Linked DNA regions of Homo sapiens: region 1 is linked to region 2. A link is a loop called in an ENCODE intact Hi-C map of the cell type or tissue named here. Cell type or tissue: endothelial cell of umbilical vein. All regions are shown on one strand. Each heading gives the region's core, and the rest is flanking DNA. Links, peaks and the distances in the headings are about the cores only. Region 1 overlaps ACTR5 (actin related protein 5). Region 2 overlaps PPP1R16B (protein phosphatase 1 regulatory subunit 16B).

Region 1 (4,000 bases), core at 1-4,000, 71 kb before region 2:
CGGGAGGAGAAGCTGCAGCTGGATCAGGAGCGTCTGGACCGACTGCTATATGTGCAGGTAATAGCAGACACAGGGACGGGCGCCCTTCCGTGTTAACAAGATAGTCTCAGAAGATTTTCTTGCATATTTTTCCATTGGCCTTAAGATGCTTTGACTGTTTGTCACCTTTGGGGTCACGAAGGAGTCCAGGGGGATCATCAGCATAGAATACAGTGTAGAAGCAGCTGTTTCTGAAAGAGCTGTGGACTCCAGCATTATTTATTTTCACCTTATAAACTCCTTTATGTTTTTAAACTTTGTAAGTGTAGCATACATGATGCAAAGTGCACAAATCTTTATGTTTCATCTTGATGGATTTTCAAAGTGAAACTCACCCGTGTATCTGCTGTCAGGTTAAGAAACAGCATTGTCAGCGTTCCAGAAGGCTCCTTTCATGTCTCCTCTTAGTAACTTTCCCACCTTCCTTCACATCCCCCGCCCCACCAAAAAAAAAAAGGGTAACAACCTTTTAGACATCTGTCACCATCATTAGTTTTACCTAATCAGTTGTTGCTGGAACTGTGATGCAATGCTAGCCTAGAGACAGAGAGGTGGGCAGCTGTGTGAAACTGGAGGCAGCTGGAGGCGTGGCTCTGGGCAGGGTAGGCCAGGGGAGCTCTGGAAGCCCTCTCCAGCTGTCGTTTTCTCCGTTTGGCTTTGAAGCTACTTTCCTTCCTGTTTGTGACTGCTCTGTTTTCAGGAACTTCTAGAGGATGGCCAGATGGATCAGTTTCACAAAGCTCTGATAGAGCTGAATATGGACTCCCCAGAAGAGCTGCAGTCCTACATCCAGAAGCTCAGTATAGCAGTGGAGCAGGCTAAGCAGAAAATCCTCCAAGCGGAAGTCAACCTCGAGGTGGATGTGGTAGACAGCAAGCCAGAGGTAACTTAGGGCCTTGGAAGGAGCAGCCCTTCTTGAGGGGAGGAGTGTCCTGAGAGGCCTGACATCAAAGGGGTTGTGCCCAGAGTCAGGAGGGAAAGAGAGCAGAGGGGATGTGGGTGGTGGTGGAGATGGCACTGACCTTGTACCAACTGAAATTCTGTCAGAAGGGATTTCACCCTGTAGATCCCCGGACCCCTGAGCGCAGAAAGTGCATTTAACGTAGGAAGAACATTCACACACCAAACCTGTGGTGCTGTCTTGAACCTAAACCAGCTCCACTGATAGTCATTGGCAGTCATATACTTCCTTTAATTTTCTTTTAGTGTTTTATTAAATATATTGTGGTTGATTGTTCACTTACCTCCTTTCCATCTTGATGTTCCCTAAGGACAGGGATCATGCTTCATACATGATTTATGAATTTTTTACAGCAGTTGGTAGTTATGCTCAATAATATATGTATAGGTTGCCTTAAGATCAGCCTTTTATTAGTTGCTAAAGACCCTTTGCATAAGCTCTTTGATTTTCTCTTCTTCTTCTTCTTCTGTTTCCTCACCCGTGCACTGTTAATAAGTGTTTTTGAGGCCGGGCGTGCTGGCTCACGCTTGTAATCCCAGCACTTTGGAAGTCCCAGGCAGGCAGATTATCTGAGGTCAGGAGTTCAAGACCAGCGTGGCCCACATGGCGAAACCCTGTCTGTACTAAAAATACAAAATTAGCTGAGTGTGGTGGCACACGCCTGTGATCCCAGCTACTTGGGAGGCTGAGGCAGGAGAATCACTTGAACCTGGGAGGCAGAGGTTGCAGTGAGCCGAGACCGCTCCGTTGCACTCCAGCCTGGGCAACAAGAGCAAAACTCCATCTCAAAAAAAATAAATAAATAAATAAGTATTTTTGTTTGTTTGAGACAGGGTCTCACTTTGTTGCCCAGTTAGAATGCAGTTACATGTTCATAGCTCAATATAACCTCAGACTCCTGGGCTTAAGTGGATCCTCCCACCTCAGCCTTCTAAGAAGCTAGGACTACAGGTGAACGCCAGCATGCCTAAGTCATTTTTACAATTTTTTGTAGAGATGGGGTCTCACCAAGTTGTCCAGGCTGGTCTCGAACTCCTGGCCTCAAGTGAACCTCCCACCTCAGCCTCCCAAAGCACTGGGATGACAGGCTTGAGCCACCATGCTTGGCTGTTAATAAGTGTCGAAGTAGCCAAAAGAGCTTAGGCCCCAGCATCTTAGTTCCTGTATGGCAAAGGGGCAGCCTGCAGGTCACTCCTCAGTCCAGAAGTCGCTGGTTGAGTCGCCTGCCTTTAGAACTGAAACAAAGAGTAAGTGTACATCCTGTTCCTGGATCTGTCATCCCTAGAATTCCAAAACAAAGGAACTTACTGCCTTGAGACATGTTTTAGGCAGGATAAACCAGACTAGCCTCTTGTTTTTTGTTTTTTGTTTTTTCCTTTTTAAATCAGCTTTCATTAAGCTGTTGATTACTTATCCTTTCAGAAAAAAAATGATACTTTGGAAAAATGCAAGTCAGTGCCATTTGATGCTGGGTGTAGCATAGTGCTTATCAGTGATGTCAGAGTTGCCTTTGGCTCAACAGGAAGCTTGCTTTTGCAGTGATGGGCTCCCAGCTGGAGGCTCGCTCAAGGTTCTGCTCTCACCGTTGCATCCTCTACATCTCATTCCCAGGCTGTCGATTATGTGAGGACAGTACATGAGTGTATGCTTTATAGAGCAGATCCTGAGATAGGCTTACTAGATACACCTTATTGGATCACCAAGATCTTGTGTAGAAGGGGCCTTTACCATCTTCTTCCAACACAGCATCCCAGATCAGCCTCAGTTGAATCAGTGTGTGCCTTTTCCATTTTGCTTCTCTTGGTTTTTCAGGTCTTTGAGATTTGAGTTGTTGTTTACTGAAATCCGGAACCATGTTGTCTTTGTTATGTATTCATCCATATTTAGTTTTTATCATGCTTGACATGTTAGCAGGACATAGTTTTCTTTATACCAGAGCAGTGCCACTCAGCCACAAGCAGATGAGGGATTTCAGATTTCAAAAAGGGAAAAAAAACCAAACAGCTGTGAAGATGTGATTCTTCAGCAGTGGGGAAACTAGTTTTTCCTTTTCTTTGTTCATTTGTCTGCATTTGTTACATGATGTGATTCATCACCCATTCCCCCATTCTTTCAGCAGATACTCAGTAGGTACCTACTTCATTTTATGCTCTGGTACACACATTTAAATCTCCTTGGGTTTAGGGGATTTTGAAATGCCGGACTGCAAAAGATTTTTCTATATGCAACAAATTTGATGATCAGTTGGGCCGGGCACGGTGGCTCACGCCTGTAATCCCAGCACTTTGGGAGGCCGAGGTGGGTGGATCACCTGAGGTCAGGAATTCGAGACCAGCCTGACCAACATGGTGAAACCCTGTCTCTACTGAAAATAGAAAAATTAGCCGGGCGTCGGGGCAGGCGCCTGTAATCCCAGCTACTCGGGAGGCTGAGGCAGGAGAATCGCTTGAACCCAGGAGGCGGAGGTTGCAGTGAGCTGAGATTGTGACATTGCACTCCAGCCTGGGCAACAGAGCAAGACCCCGTCTCAAAAAAAAAAAAAAGTGATGATCAGTCGTCAAAGCTTTAATGGTTAGTCAGCATTCAGCATTTTAGGGTAATTCTTAATGATCAGAGTCAATTACAGTCACATTTGTGGGATAAACTTGACCATGACAATGGCTAGCCAGTTCTACCATTCAAAAAGTATTTGTAGAGTTTCCAATAATATAATTCATTTAGAATGAATTGAATCAATATATGTGAACCAAAATTCATATTGAAATTGCACTTAAGCAGTAATGGCTGAACTGAATTAATACAGCTGGAATTTAACTAATAGAGGTCTCGAAAATCTATTTTTTCTTATAGACCAATCTATTCTGACCCTTGCTATTCTGCAGTTGTTTCTGTGAGGATGTTGTGAAGGAGCAGGCTTTGTTAGCATTTTTACCAAGTATTTAAACCAGAAGATGCTTGCTTTTCATAGCTACAAGCACAGCATAAGAGGGTAGGAGGGGG
Region 2 (10,938 bases), core at 5,920-9,919:
GTGAGCCGAGACTGTGCCATTGCACTCCAGCCTGGGCAACAAGAACGAAACTTCGTCTCAAAAAAAAAAAACAAATTTCTGTTGGGTGTATTCCTAGGAATTCAATTGCAGGATTATAGGACATGCCCGTGTTTAATTTTATAAGACATTGCTGAACAGTTTTAAAAAGTGGTTGTACCAATTTATATTCCCACTCAGTGTGTAAGAATTTTTGCCAACAGTTGGCATTTTCTGTCTTAAAAAAAAATTTGAGCCAGGTGCGGTGGCTCACGCCTGTAATCCCAGCATTTTGGGAGGCCGAGGTGGGCGGATCATGAGGTCAGGAGATCGAGACCATCCTGGCTAACACAGTGAAACCCTGTCTCTACTAAAAATATATATATATATAAAAATTAGCTAGGCATGGTGGCAGGCGCCTGTAGTCCCAGCTACTCAGGAGGCTGAGGCAGGAGAATGGCATGAACCCAGGAGGCGGAGCTTGCAGTGAGCTGAGATCGCACCACTGTACTCCAGCCTGGGTGACAGAGCAAGACTCCGTCTCAAAAAAAAAAAAAAAAAAATTTGGCCATTCTGATAGATTTGTAGTGGTCTTTCTCTGTGATCGTCCTGTATATTCCCAGCATCTCCAAGTGATTCCAATGCCAAGTTTGAGAACGTCTTTCCTAACAGATTTTGCAAAAGCAGAGTAGAACTGGGGAAAGAGATGTTGTAATGGTGAGTGCCTCCCCATGGACTCCCTGTGATGTCCCAGAGTTTTTGGTAGAACTGACCTGGCTATCAGCCAGTGGAGGGAGAATGTTCACATGTGTCAAACCTGACAGCCTGCCTCTCATTCCTATGTGCTTTATTTGGAGCAAATGGCTCCACCAGAAGTGATCTGGAAGCTAAGGGGGAAGCACTATGAAGCTCTGGAAAGATGCCACAGCAGGACTTTCATCTCTTTTTATAATTTAAGACCTGAATGAGAAGGGAAGATATGAGAAGTGACTAGTGGGCTATATACACATTGTCAGAGAAGAAGAGCTGGTCTTTGTGACATATTTTTTTGCCCCAAAGGCTGCCTAGACCCTGGCACTTGGAAGGTGCTAAAAAATGGTCATTGAAATAAACATATTAGAACTATCCCTAGTGAGAGACACCACCCAAAGAGGTGCAGAGGAAGGTACTGGTGAGAATTTAGTGGAATTGATGCTTTGGGTTCTTTTCTTTGTAATTTCTATGTTGCTGCTGAGATTTCCTATCTGTTCTTTTATTACAAGCATAATTTCCTTTACATTCTTGAGCAAAGTTATAACTGCTTTAACAATCTTTATTATTTCCAACACCTGGGTCACCTTGAGATTGGTCTCCATTGATTGCCTTTTCTCTTGAGTTTGAGTCACATTTTCCTGTTTGTTTGTTTTTAATTTGCCTAGTAATTTTGGATTACATCCTAAATGTTGTGAATGAGACCTGAAGAGACTCTGAATTCTATTCCTCAGAAATATATATATATTAATATATATAATATATATTATATTTACATTATATATAATTTATAATATAAATATAATATATATATTTTTTTAATCAGGCAATTAACTTGACCAAACTCAAACTCCAAACTCAGTCTTTCTTGGGTGGACAACATCTGAAATCTTTGCTGAATTCATTTAGCTTTAGTTGAACTACTTGAAGTCTGCCTTGTATGTACATCATTCAGTGAGATTTGGGCACTGTTTATACTCAGAATTTGGGGCTACTGTTCTGTGATTCTTTTCTGGGATATTTCTCCTTATTTTCCAGCTGTGGTTACCTGAACTCTGTCTTTAAACTCCTCAAATAGTAAGAGAGTAGTTTTCTATCCAAGTTTTAGCTAGTAAGTACAGCACTGACTGGGCGCTTCCCGCAAATAAAAAGCCATTAAAAACACGAAAGTTATCTAGTGCCATTTCTTTCCTTCAGGTGTTGCCTCCTCTCCAGTTTCTACTTGCTTGTAGTTGAACACATTTAGTGCCTTCCAATCTTTTTTTTTTTTTTTTTTTTTTCTGTCTAGAGTTCGTAATAGTTTTGTGTGGGAAGTTTGGTCCAGAAAGAGCTACTTTGCCCTTACTAGAAGCAGGACCTCTCTGATCAATAGCTTTGTTCATTTAGGGATCCTTAGACCCACCCTACTTTATTGCCTACCTCATATAGATGGCAATAAATATTTGTTTATTGGCTAAATAAATAGGATTTAAATTAAAAATGGAAGTGAATTTTCAGAGAAAATTGCCAGAAGAAAACCCTGAAACTAGTAGTTACTTATTGTTGGCATCAAGTATGAAACAGAGTGTTCAGGAATTTGCTGAGTAGAAGGATGGGTGTGGTAGTAGAGCTCCAGACATTTGAGTGTAGACCAAAGCAGTTAACAAAGTGAACCTGAGATTTTCACATGAGGAGATAAATTCAATTGTGTTAGCAATACCACTTTCGTGGGGTGAAACTATGGCTTATAGAGAAGTTATCATGTTCAAAGGAAATACAACCGGTGAGAGGGAAGCGGAGGTATGCTTGGAGTTCTGTATACCCAAGAGGAGGGAATCAAAGTGGAGGAACTTTGGCTGGAGATCAAAGAGGGGAGGAACAGAAGTAATGCTCTAAAGGCAGAATACTACAGCCTGCTTCTCTGCATGGTGACCTGGAAGGTCATAGATCCAGTACTGAGACTTCAAAACCTGCCTATGGGATGGAAACTTCACTTACCAAAATGTAGGGCATCTGGAAACTTTCTGATTTATTGTACTAACAGTTTCATCTCTCAGACAGGAGAGGAGAGAGGCCAGTTGCTGTTGTGAATCTGGTTTGGGAGTTACCGGATGAAGTGAAAGTGCTCACTGAGGCCAGGCACGGTGGCTCACACCTGTAATCCCAGCACTTTGGGAGGCCAAGGCTGGCGGATCACTTGAGGTCAGGAGTTCGAGACCAGCCTGGCCAACATGGTGAAACCTTGTCTCTGCTAAAAATACAAAAATTAGCTGGGCAGAGTGGCACTTGCCTGTAGTCCCAGCCACTCAGGTGGCTGAGGCAGGAGAATTGCTTGAACCTGGGAGGTTGAGGTTGCAGTGAGCCGAGATAGTGCCACTGCACTCCAGCCTGGGCAACAGAGACTTTGTCTCAAAAAAAAAAAAGAACAAAACAAATCCAAAAAACACACAAAAATGCTCACTGAAAAAAGGAGCACCCATAGGGGGTTGAGCCTATAGGGGTTTGGAAAGCAGATTTTATGAAATTTAGGATGAGATATATTTCCTGCCCAAGGCTCCAAAAGTGATGACAGCTCCAACAGTAAGGGAAGTTATGACTTTAATCAGATATCCTTACTCTGCATAGATTTCATTTATTTTCCTTCAAGGACTCCTCTTACCGTCATGCCTCCGTGGCTCATCTTTCCTGTCTGACATTTTTTTTTTTATTTTTAAGGAGAGGGGATATTAAAAATACTTAACTAATGGCATAGAGACTGACCAATCAAAACAGATGCCAGACTAATCAGAAGAGATGCTAACCACACACAACTGGAACATCAGCCCTAGTTACGAGTTCCCTAACCTCTCCGAGTCCCAGTTTTCTCCTCTCTGAAATGGGAACAATATCTACATTGCAGAGTTGGTGCAGTGATTCCCAGAAAGGTTACATGCAAAGAACTTGGCAGGTGGAAGGTATGCTGGACACAGAAGCTGCCATGATTACCTGGCATTCTTTGTTTCTAGGTTCATTTCATGTATCTAGTTTATAGGTTCTGCAATGTTAGCCTTTAGTTTCATTAAGCATGTTTTACTCTATACTGACTTCAGCAAGTATTTGTTCTATTACCAGTTGGTCTCTCTGGTTTTTTGGCCAAAATGTCCCCATCTCCCTGGTCACGAATACTGTGGATTTTCTGAAATCTTCTTGAAATTCATGAGAAAGATCTGTTAAAGATGGTTATGGTTCCTTTAGAGATTTTCCCAGTTCCTTCTTCTCCTTCTGCTTTTTATGGGTGTAGCCTTTGGAGTTAGGCAGACCTGGGTTCAAATGTCAGTTCCATCCCACACTGGCTATGCACTTAATTGGAATCTGCTCTCTGCGTTGCCCTCTGTCTTCCTCTTCTCATTCTTTTGTCCCCCAGGGTAGGACTTTTTCCTTCAAGTTCAATTCTATGCTTTTAATCGTCCTTGTTTCCTTGGAATTATTCTCTGAGCTTCAGTGAACAAACTATATGAAAAGTTTTTAAAAATTCCCATCCCAGGCTGGGCATGGCGGCCACGCCTGTAATCCCAGCACTTTGTGAGGCAAAGATGGATGGAATCACTGGAAATCAGGAGTTCAAGACCAGCCTGGCCAACATGGTGAAACCCTGTCTCTGCTACAAATACAAAAATTAGCTGGGAGGCTGAAGCAGGAGAATCACTTGAACCCAGGAGGCAGAGGTTGCAGTGAGCCAAGATCATACTAACACACTCCAGCCTGGGCAACAGAGTGGGACTCTGTATCCAAAAAAAATTCTATACCAACTACTTCCTAACTGGCTAAGAATATCCCTGGCTAAAGGGGAGGAGATAGCTTGTTAGGGATATTTGAGGTTTCTGAAATGGAGAGAGTGGTCTTATAAGGCAGCAAATTGTGTTCCCCTTCCTCTTATGCTGGTAATGGTGTGGAGCCCAAGATGCTTCAAATGGACAAGACAGTGATCCCCAGACCTGGATGAGGAAGGGTGTCAGTGGCGACAGTGCCTTGGTCCTTTTCCATTCCTGAATGGACCCTATCCAATTACCAACAGCATGCTGTCTCCCCACATTCCAGGGCCAGCCTTGGGAGGGGGAAGTAGGAACTAGAAAAAAACTGTAAAAGAGCCGCAAGTGCTTTAGAAGATCTTCCTGGTAAAATGCAAGAAGATATCAGAAAATCCATTGTATTAGTGATCAGGGAGATAAGGGGACATTTTGGTTAACAAACCAGATAGACCAATTTGTAATAGAACAAGTACTTGCTAACGTCCATATGGAGTAAAATAGGGACTGCCCTCCTCTGCTTGAGTTCCTAGAGTCTGGATCTAGTCACCTTATCAGGGTGGAGTACAGTTCTTCCTTTGCTCCCTAGGATGGGTTATTGGAAACATTCCTATGTGAACCTGAGATTTCCTTGATGCTTATCTACCATGGATGCCACAGTGAGTTGTTGCTGTTGTTTGGATGATATTCTGGGATTTGAAGGGCCTTTCCACTCATACCTGATAACTTCCTAGATCCTTGGCCTCCCAAAGTGCTGGGATTACAGGCATAAAGTACCATGCCCAGCCAAGGATTTTAATCAGTGGATACAAAGGCAACTACTGGATGATGTAGAACAGAATTGCGTACTCAGTGTGCATGCAGCCACTTCCCACCTCTTCAGCCATGGCAGGCTTTGCTAATTGATCACAACACACGTTCTCCCTGTTATCACACATGGCTTCGTAATCCCTCTCCTCACAGTGCACCAAGTAGCCACCACCAACCTAAGTGGTGGCACAAGAGAGGAAAGTTTGGTCATGAGTGTTGTGCTGGGAGAGAAAGGCAGGGATTAGAGGCCACCCCCAGCCTACCCGATGTGAAGGGCCATCCCCAATTTAATAACTGTGTAACCCAGGAGTGTGTTCGGTAGCCACAGGTGGCCTCCTTTGGAAAATGATCCCTCCAGCTGCAAAGGGAGTTTTTATCTCCCTGTGAAGGGAGGGGGTGGACCACACTCCCTCAAGCCTGGAGAAACTGTTTGTAATTTGACTCCCGTTTCCCCAAGCTTAGCTATTACATAAGCTTCTTTAGAAGACAGGCTGTTTGGTTTAGCACCGTGACTGTGACTGACTAATGCGTTTGTAGACATCATGTTAGCTTTGTGTGTGCCCCTGTCCTTGGCACCCTTGTTCCTGTCCCCTACGGCCTTCTCCACACTGCTGTACTTACCCAAAAGTGTGTGGGCTTCCCTGGGTTCAAGTTCTTGCAGGGGAAGCTCAGCATGGAAGACCAGTGTGTTCATGGGTATTCCTTTACCTGTTTGAGCTGTGGCCTCCTTTGAAGTTTTCTTGGAGCTGAGCCTGAGAGAGCGGCTTCACCCTGACAGGCAGAACCAATCCAAATCATCAATCAGCACCTGCTTAAAATGGGCCTTGCAAGTTGTGTAGCCTGGTGGTTACCAAATGCTGGGTGCAGATATGCATGATAGAGTGCTTAGTCCCAATACGATGCCAGCCCCTGCAGGCCAGGATTGGGGCTCATGGGCCTTCATGGGGCCATTCCCGTCTACCACCCACCATAGACCTCTAAAGGCCATGGAGTTCCTGGTAGTGGGGACTCCAGCATCATGCCATGGCTGGACTTTGTTGAATTATCACTGTTAGACAGTTTATCCTCATGCCAGGCTGATCCTAGTTGTTCTTTTTAAAAAATTATTCATGTATTTATTTTTTAAATGATTTATTTTTATTTTTTAGAGACAGGGTCTTGTCCTGTCACTCAGGCTGGAATGGAGTGGTGTCATCATAGCTCACTGCAGCCTCAAACCCCTGGGCTCAAGTGATCCTCCCACCTCAGCCTCCCAAGTAGCTGGGACTAGAGGCACACGCCACCACACCTGGCTAATTTTAATTTATTTTTGTAGAGACGGGGTCTTGCTATGTTGCCCAGGCTGTGGATCCCACTCTTCATATTACCATGCCTAAGCCTCACTCTGCCCTCCAGAGGCCTGGAACAAAGCCGATCCTTTTTTGTTGCCTTTTGTTAACACCTGGTCTGCTCCCAATATGGCCCAGCCAGTTCAGACAGAGGTCAGTAGGTCTGTTATTGTTCCACTGCTGGACATGATGACATGATTCTTCTCCTGGGAAAGCTCAAGATGCATGAGTTGTTTCATCACTCTTTGTTCTTGTTAAATGTGTGGTTTTTGAATCCTGCCTCCTCTACCTTCAGCCTCCCCAACACACACAAAGTCCTGCTAAATGGGGTTATAGTCAATGGGCTTCAGGGGACAGTGACAAGTCAGAGATCTGAATGAAGGAGCACAGCTGGGAGAATTGGAGTTACGGAGTTGACCTGTGGGGATCTGAGTTTCACGACTGATTTAAAACCAGGAGATCTGTCTATGATGGCAATGCCCAAAGTCTAGAAGGTTCATCCTAGCAGGAGTAGGACAGTCAGTCCACAAAAATCCCATGGGAATGAGATTAGGGGAGACAACATTGATTTCTAATTCAGGTATTTGGAGCACCAAGGGCCCCAGAAGTCTCTTTGCTCATGAGTTAAAGCATCTTTATGCTGGAAAAAAAAAATGACGCTATTATTCAAAGAAGTGTGTTGTGGGAGGGCGGGGGTGTACATCCTTTAGGAGAGAAAGTAGGTCCCGAGTGAGATCCCAGGAGTAGGAAAGCCAGCACTGTTTGTTTTGTTTTCTTCTTTCCCTCATGCTCAATGGTACAGGAAACACAAGGAGAAAAGGACCCATCGCCTTCCTCCAGGCTGCTGCCAATATTGTGTAGAGAAGAATAGCTGAAGAACATGAAAACAAATCTTCACATTTCCTTTTAACAGTGTGAACTTTGAAACACTTTCTGACTCATATTTTAAAATCTCTTAAATTTGAATTCACCTTCCTTCATGTTGTTTTTCTCGAGGCACTAGGCTTGAGTCCAAAAATGTGTCAACCGACTGCTCCCCCAGAATTAAGCAGTCACAAAGCCTGGGCCCGCTTCTCCCAGCTGAGTGGGCAGGGAAACCTGGCTTTGACCTTCCTACCCTTCCTCAAAGCTGGGCCTCACCTCAGGCCTGAAGAGCCAAGAAATAACCATTGTAAGGGGAAGAGGAGGTATTTGGTAATATGCCTCAGCAAGAGGCCATTCATTTTGCTACAAGCAGCAGTTGCCTCTGGGGTCCCTATTTCTGCACCCCTAAAAACATCATTGCTGTCTCTTAAGGTGCTTTTGGCCACAGGTGGCAACATCCAATTCAACTGGCTCAAATAATAAAGGGGCTTTTGTTGGCTTGGATAACTGAAGTCCTGAGACCCCTTACTTAAAGGACCCTGTTTCCCTCTGGTGACCGCCAAGCATTGGTTTCATCCAAAAGCCAGCTTCCTGCAGGGATGGTGGCAACAAGGCTTCCAGGAGCAACTGTGTGTTGTGCTTCCAGTTCACAGATTGTGAGAAGAGAGAGCTTCTGATTGGGCCAACTCAGGACACGTGCCTAGCCTCAACCACTCACTGTGCTGGGCTCAGGCCGCTGCTGACAGGCTCTGGCCCATCAGGACCCAGCACTGAGTAATAATGTGGGAATACACAGATCACCACCAAACCAGTGCCTCTGTAGTTTTCCCAGAGGTATATTTATTCCCCCAAATAACACTCTTGTAATAGTCTTCTTTCTTTTTTGAAGGTGGAGAGTGTGAGGAGTTCTGTAGTACATCCTGCCTACTCCCCTGCCATATTTTGGGCGATGCTATTATTCAAAGAAGTGTGTTGTGGGAAGGCGGGGGTGTACCCTGCCATACTTTCTTGCCTTTCCCTTAAAGGGTCAGCCCTCTGGAGCTGAGTCTCTGCTTCCCCAGATATGCACTGACTCTGTCTCTCCCTTTGGGGTCAACAAGAGGAATGGAGTTCGGACTTTGTCAGACAAGAGGGGCTGAGTTAAGGCTCTAGGGGAAGAGGTGAACACACCTCAGTGGCCTGTTCCTGCTTCCCCAAGGGTCAAGTGCCTTGGCCTCAGACTTCCTGCTGGCCACAGTCAAACTATTTTGGTTCATCCACCCAGATGTTAGAAAAATTAAGTACCCTACCCTATTTCCCCTTGCTTCTGATTTCTCTTCTCATATCACAGATACTTCCTGGATGACCTCACCCGACCTGGCCTCCACAGATCCCTGCCACAGATATCTTGCCAGTTCTGGACACTCTGTTGACTTGTGGGCCCATGTATCCCATTCTCTGCAGGATGTTCCGTCTGGATTTTCCGATGCTGGGCTTGCTATGTCTCCATGGAGCTGGTTTTCCTCCAAATGAGGTCTTCCTTGGGGATCCCCTTTAAGTCTTGATGATAACCATTGCTCTCCCAGGTCCTGGCAGTTTGTGCTGTGTTCCCATCACCCTCTGGGGCTTTCTCTGGAAGTGTGGATAGGTGAGCCCAGGTCTTACAAGGAGGACAGTCTGCAGCCTATTGGAGCCATGGCTGCCGTGGGCTGCCCCAGCACCCAGGCCAGTGCCCTGTCTTGGGGCCACCCCGCTGCTGTGTTTGCAGCACCATGGCAGTTCTTTAATTAGACCAAGCAGGGATTTCTCAGACGGGGGTGGGAGGAGGTGTGCGGGTCTATTGGGGGAAACTAGGTCACCTGAAAACCAGTAATCAAGAGGGAGCTGTCCTCGAGCCCCAGCTCCAAGGAACCCAGAGGGGCAAGGTGGGAGGGGCTCGCGGGGAGGGCCAAGTCAGAGAAAATATGCCTCTGGCCCCTTTTACTGGCCCTTGGGAGACATTGTTCTCACCTTTCTCCAGGGAGCTGGGCAACTGCCCTTAATTCCTTTGCTGGGAGTAGGGAGGACACTGCAGTGGTGCCTTCTGTCTGCCTGGGGCCTGCCACCCTGGGGCCCATGGAGGGAGCACTGTGCTGTGAGTCAGGCCCCAGGTTTAGTTACTGCTCAGCCTCTGTATCCTTGGAGCAGGTCACCCACTCCCATGTGTCTGTGCCATCCATCCACTGCACAGGGACTGTGTCTGCCTTTACCCTGCTGCCTCTCTAGCCCTGAGCACAGGCCTGGCATGTGGTAGATGCCACCTAAATATTTGTCAAACAAAATAATGAGTTTATATGAGTGCTTCTCTTGTAAGATTATTGCCACGAAGATCAATGGCAAGATGGGTTTCCCAAATATCAGTCACTTATAAGTTTTGCCAACACTAAACGCCATTGTCATTAAATTTTTCTTTACTATCAACTTCCTATTTCCAACTGAAATAGATTTGTTTAAAAAGGAAATTTTATATCACAACCATAAACAAACAGTAACTGTGAAAACAAATCCACAGGAAACAAAACAATGTTATTACATTCTATCCTAGATACAGTGGCTTGCCCAGGCCAGGAGCTGAGGCCTGCTTTCTCTTTGTTTTGAAGGAGGATTGGCATAGTTATAAAGATGTTAAGGGTCTGTTAGCATTGGACTGACACTTTTCTCTGGAGAAAGTCTGAAAGATTAAAAGAGAAGTGAAAAGCCTATATACCCTGCTCTCTGTGTGGGTCCATGTTACGTCAAGGCTTGTTCCTGTACTTTTGAAAATTTCCTTGGAATGGATTCTCCTTCCACACTTAGGGAAGCACTTGGCTGAGATGATGGCTGGGGAAGTTCTTTGAAAGGGATAAAGTGCTGTAACAGCGCAAGTGATTGGTACCATTACTCTTTACTTTTAGCATGTTTTTGGTACCTTCCACTCAGAGGTGATCAGTCATAATAATGAAGAAATGAGTAACTGTGTTCAGGATCTTAGGGCTGAAAGACATCTCACAGAATACTTAGGCCAATCTGACACGGGTGGACATTTTATCCTCCAGTGAGTGACGAGGAACTTGCCACCTCCTGAGACAGCCATTGACCACGAGCACCTTTGTCGAATTGCTTGTTGGACAGCTCTAGAGGCCGGTGTCTGTTCTTGGGGTGCACACAGCTGCTTCCTTGTACTTCCTTGTTCCTCCAAATGAGGTCTTCCTTGGGGGTCCCCTTTAAGGGTTGATGATAACCATTGCTCTCCCAGATCCTGGCATTGGGCTGTGTTCCCATCACCCTCTGGGTCTCACGAGGAGGCCAGTCTGCAGCCCATTGGAACCTGGCTGCCGTGGGCTGCCCCAGCACCCAGGCCAGTGCCCTGTCTTGGGGCCGCCTAGCTGCTGTGTTCACCCTGCTGTGTGTTGGGGAGACTCACAGGC

The links. Hi-C counts contacts between places; a loop is a spot of excess contacts. Peaks named below come from ENCODE experiments on the same cell type or tissue, not always from the same donor. Only the 100,000 strongest peaks of a DNase experiment are listed, where the experiment ranks them.
Region 1: it touches region 2 in a loop (9-fold over the local background); 1 of 110 quality-filtered maps calls a loop at or near these places.

What each region holds. Positions count from the first base shown.
Region 1 is chr20:38,755,118-38,759,117 of GRCh38, forward strand. It overlaps ACTR5 (actin related protein 5), which reads left to right. Exons shown (of 9, transcript NM_024855.4): 4 at 1-57; 5 at 740-922. Among named protein-coding and RNA genes, the nearest start is that of ACTR5, 8.7 kb to the left of the region's middle. In endothelial cell of umbilical vein, for the core only: no CTCF peak of the experiment used is centred there; a DNase peak (open chromatin) is centred at 2,404; H3K27ac peaks cover 1,230 bases.
Region 2 is chr20:38,820,500-38,831,437 of GRCh38, forward strand. The region is part of intron 1 of PPP1R16B (protein phosphatase 1 regulatory subunit 16B); the gene reads left to right. Among named protein-coding and RNA genes, the nearest start is that of PPP1R16B, 20 kb to the left of the region's middle. In endothelial cell of umbilical vein, for the core only: no CTCF peak of the experiment used is centred there; DNase peaks (open chromatin) are centred at 6,812 and 7,592; H3K27ac peaks cover 4,000 bases.